Linked DNA regions of Homo sapiens: region 1 is linked to region 2. Evidence: chromatin loops called from intact Hi-C (ENCODE). Cell type or tissue: chondrocyte. All regions are shown on one strand. Region 1 overlaps IGFBP7-AS1 (IGFBP7 antisense RNA 1). Region 2 overlaps POLR2B (RNA polymerase II subunit B).

What was found. A loop is a pair of places that touch in the nucleus more often than their neighbours do. Peaks named below come from ENCODE experiments on the same cell type or tissue, not always from the same donor. Only the 100,000 strongest peaks of a DNase experiment are listed, where the experiment ranks them.
Region 1: a loop joins it to region 2, with 2.2 times the contacts of the local background. A loop is called at or near these places in 19 of 110 quality-filtered maps.

The regions. Positions count from the first base shown.
Region 1 is chr4:57,118,191-57,120,690 of GRCh38, reverse strand. All of the region lies in intron 1 of IGFBP7-AS1 (IGFBP7 antisense RNA 1), which reads right to left. Among named protein-coding and RNA genes, the nearest start is that of IGFBP7, 9.1 kb to the right of the region's middle. In chondrocyte, no CTCF peak of the experiment used is centred here; a DNase peak (open chromatin) is centred at 1,348.
Region 2 is chr4:57,018,159-57,020,658 of GRCh38, reverse strand. All of the region lies in intron 16 of POLR2B (RNA polymerase II subunit B), which reads right to left. Among named protein-coding and RNA genes, the nearest start is that of POLR2B, 41 kb to the right of the region's middle. In chondrocyte, a CTCF peak has its summit at 1,550; no DNase peak of the experiment used is centred here.

The DNA of each region.
Region 1 (2,500 bases), 100 kb before region 2:
AGTAAATATTATTTCTTTTAGACGGCATCTCTCTGTTATTTAAGTTGACACCACTTTTTCTCAGTCATCATTTTAACTTTATCAGTGTTCACGTAGGGTTGCTTTAAAAAAGTTTGTTTTGACCTTATAAAACTATTGAAAGACTTTCAAACTTAAGTCCAACATTAGGTATCTCTAATATTCCAAGTGTTACCTGCAAAGTAATTCAGCCCTAGGAGGAACTACTCACCACCTCCCCACCCAAAAGCCTGAGTCCCTCCAAAAATATGGGAGGGATCAAGTGGAGGAGCAAAGGAAAAGGAAAATAAAACTATATAATTCTCCTCAATTTAGCAAGAGAGCAAGAGAAGTTGCAACAAGTAATTATTCTATTCTATTAGTCAATTTTAACAAAATCATGGTTAATAATCCTGTGAAAACATCAAGGAAAGCACAGGAAATAATTCAATCATCATATTTATTGAGGGTTTATTATGTGCCAAGCACTGCTCCATTCAATCTCCCCACAACCTCATGAGATGGGTAATACTATTACTCCATGTTACAGATAAAACTGAGGCACAAAGAGGTTTAGTCACTTACCCAAGGTCATATAGCTAACAAGTGCTAGAAACTGGAATAAGAGAAGAAAGGAATAAAAAACAAAGTCTGAAGAATGAATGGTAACTGAGATGTCTTAGGCAACAGAGAGCTAATCAGTGGAAGATGTGCAGAGAAATCATTCATTCATTCATTCACTCATGCACCTATTGAGCTGAGTGCTGGAGATACGGCAATGGCAAATCAGTTTTTAAAGCTATCATTGTCCTTGAGATCTGGTGGTTATATACAGTGCAGTAAAGCTAAAATGGAGAATGCACTGAGTGAGGGGCATGGGAGACCTCTGTGAGACCTGAAGGTTAGAAAGACTCTTCCAGCAGAGACCGATGTCTGCTCTGAGATGTGAAGGATGAGGAAGGATGCTCCGGGGGTCGGAGCAGATTGCCTTAGCCCTTTGGGAAGGGTTATTGCTTCCCATGGGCGCTGGATGCTTTTTAAATAGACCCAAAAGAAGAGAACATGACTCTGACAGCCAAATTCCAAATGAATCCAGTCATAGAGTTTATTTTTCTTCCTACCCTAAAAGCCCTCAGGGAAAGAGAAAGGGCTTAGCAAAGGCAGTGGGTGGCCAGATGGGCTGGGAAAGGCCTGAAGCTAGGATGTGAGGGGCTCACTGGGAGGAATAAAGCTCTGTGGGACGAGCCCGCTACAGCAGTGGAAGAAAGAGCTCAGCCTGGCATGTGGACATGTTTGTGGAGAATACAACAGGGACAAGTGAAAGCAGTCCAAGACAGCAACCAAACTCAGAGCGGCTCAGAGAGAGGGAGCTGCACTTCCGGGGCAGACACTGGGCAGACGTCTACACAGAGAGGAGTGGCGTCAGACAGGATTCTAGACTTGGCTGGAACTCAATAGCAAGACAACTCCCAGAAGGGAAGTGGGCAGAGGAGGCAAGGCTGTATTCCTAAAGAAAACAGAGGCTTGGGATGAGGTAAAAGCTGTCTTCCCAGGGAATTCCAGAAAGAAGAAATCACATGTGAGACATCTAAAGAGGACGGCTATTCTGGGAGACCGAAAGTCATTCAACTTGGCACATCAGGAGGTCAAAGACAGGGATCGAGTGAGGCACACAGAGGGCAGGTTGGTAATGGCTTTATGAAGAATTATAAGAAGTCTGGCATTCTTCTCATTAAACAGGGCGTGATAACTCAATGATATTTATCTGAGTATAAACCCTCAATTGACCAGAGCTGCTGCAAGAGGCCCAGATTAAGAATGATGTATGTTCTAATTGGTTTGGTGCATTCACACCTAGGAATACTTTTTTATTTTTTTGAGACAGAATCTCACTCTGTCACCCAGGCTGGAGTGCAGTGGTGTGCTCTCTGCTCGCTGCAACCTCCACCTCCAGGGTTCAAGCAATTCTCCTGCCTCAGCCTCTCAAGTAGCTGGGACTACAGGTGCGTGCCAACGAGCCCGGCTAATTTTTGTATTTTAATAGAGACAGGGTTTCACCATGTTGGCAAAGCTGGTCTCAAACTCCTGACCTCAGGTGATCCACCTGCCTTGGCCTCCCAAAGTGCTGGGATTACAGGTGTAAGCCACCACACTCGGCCTTATGCCTGAGAATAGCTTTTATTCAGTCACGAATTATCCTCTTCTTGCAAACACAATTGGTATAGAATTACCAATTGTGTTTGCAAGTGACCCAAAAAGATTTAGCAAGATGAGTTCTGAGAGGCACATAAAGCTGGAAAGTGTTGCTTTCTTGCATTAAGCCAATTTTCCTAGACTTCTGGATGTCCATCTCTTCATTTCAATGGCTAAAGAGGTAGGAGGTTTTCCTACACAGGCATCATTGCCACCACATAGCCCCTCCTAAACCTCTCACTGAAGATCTACCAGGATAACAGGACCTTCAGTTGGGTCTACTTCTGACCCTTTGAGGCCATGCAAGCCC
Region 2 (2,500 bases):
GTAAGTGATTACACATGAGTCACCTCCTACTTAGGAAGTGCCTCCCCAAACCAAGTTTCCTGATCCTCACAGCAACTCTGTGCCATAAACAAGATAAGCATTATTATTCTCATGAATCAGAGGAGTGAATTAATAATCTACCCATGATCCCAAAATTAATAAGCAATAGACTCAAGCCCCAGCTTTTAGGTTTGAAACTGATACTACCCCATTCCCCTCTCCTTCTGCCACCAAGAAAATATCATATCTTTCCCACCACAATGAAATTCTTAGTTGCTGCTGCCAAAACACTTTGTTTGATGAGCCCATAAAATAACTTGATATTTAGGTCGGGCATGGTGGCTCACGCCTGTAATCCCAGCACTTTGGGAGGCCGAGGCAGGTGGATCACAAGGTCAAGCGATTGAGACCATCCTGGCCAACATGGTGAAACCCCACCTCTAATAAAAATACAAAAACTAGCTGGGCGTGGTGGCACGCGCCTGCAGTCCCAGCTACTCAGGAGGCTGAGACAGAAGAATCGCTTAAACCCAGGAGGCAGAGGTTGCAGCGAACCAAGATCGTGCCACTGCACTCCAGCCTGGTGGCAGAGCGAGAATCCGTCTCAAAAAAATAAAATAAAATAACTTGATATTCATAACCTGGATATCATCATGAGGAAACAATAGTCAAACCTAAATTGAGACACAATGCAAAAATAACTTTCCTGAACTCTTCACAAATGTCAAGGTCATGAAAGACAAGGAAAGACTGAGAAACTGTTCTAGATTAAGGAAACTAAAGAACCATGCAATTAAATGCAATGCACAATCCTGGATTAGCTCCTAGACCCATTAAAGACATCGTTAGGTTTGAATACAATAACAGTTGCTTTCTCAAAAAAAAAAAAAAAAAAAAAAGACATCATTAGGACAACTGGCAAAATTTGAATTGAGGACTGCTGACTATATGGATATCAATGTTACCCTGATTTTGATGGCTACACTGCAGAGAATGTCCTTGTTCTTAGGAAACACATACTGAAGAATTAAAGAATGATATGGCTTCATGCCTGCAACTTACTCTCATGTGGTTCAGGAGGAGAAATAAAAAGGGAGAGAATAATAGAGCAAATGTGGTAAAATGTTAAAAGTTTTTTTAAAAATGGTACGATGGGCTGGCCGTAGTGGCTTACATCTGTAATCCCGGCACTTTGGGAGGCTGAGGTGGGAAAATCACTTGAGCCCAGAAGTTTGAGACCAGCCTGGGCAACAAAGTAGACCCTATCTCTACAAAAAAAAAAAGAATTTCAAAATAAAGATGCCATGATGAAGTCAGGAATAACAGAACTGCAGTCCCTGCCAGCCATGACTCTCCACTTCACACCAGTACCAAAGGAACATTTGCTTTCAAACCTAGTCCTTCTGTATATTTATTTTCCTCTCTAGCCATAAAGAAACTGTATTATCTAAATGTTGGAGAAAACACAGCACTGCAAGCACAGCCCAAAGATACATGCATACTGTGTAGACAACCTAACAGATTTTGCTTTTCTAGACAAGAGGAACCCCTTGTGGAGGATTTTGAAAATAAGTAATTTTAACCTATGAGAATTTGCTATCAAAATGGTAGAGCCCCATTACAATACACTAAAGATAAACTTTACTAACAAATAACAAATGTTACCCACATTCAAAGCCAAAAGTCTGTTAATACAAAAGATAACAGTGCCAAAGAACTCTACTGTCTCCTTTAATAGTCAACACTCATACCCTTCAGATTTCTCTTCACCATTTTACCCACCATCCAGTCTCCCTGAGAATCTCCTACAAACCTGGAATTCCCCTCCTTATCAGCTACTTCTCAAATCTTCTCTCTTAATTTCTCTTCCTGGTGTCTAAAATTGTCTGCCTCTGGCCTTTTTCTCATTCTAAATTCTCCTTAGGCAATTTCATAGTAATCTATAATTATCATTAATAAATTAAAAATTTTACATCTCTAGACTTGACCGTCTTTCAAATCATGTTTGCAACTCACTGTTGGAAGTTCACGTCTTAGTGTTCTGACACTAAGACACTAAATCAACATATCCAAAACAAAATTATTGTCTTACCTCTAAAACCTCTTTCCCCTTCTAACATGTTCCCAATCTTATTTTTCCCCCAACCTATTCAAAGCACCTCTCTTTAATCACCCAAGCCACAAACACCAACAGTATTTCCAATTCCTCTCTTCATTGCTCCACACTCAACCAGTCATCAAGTCCTATCAAGTGTATTTCAAAAGGTATCTTACCCATCATTCTTTTTCATTTCTTTAGGACCTTGCCATTTCACATTTATACTACTGCAAAAACCCCTAAATTAGCTCCCTGTTAATACAGTACCTGATTGTAATCTACTCTTTATGCCGCTGTCAGAATGGTATTCCTAAAACAAATTTCTAATTGTATTACTTCCCTGATCCAAAAGGTTGGATGGGTCTCCATTTTCAAAATAAAATTCAACCTGTTCAAGCTCTC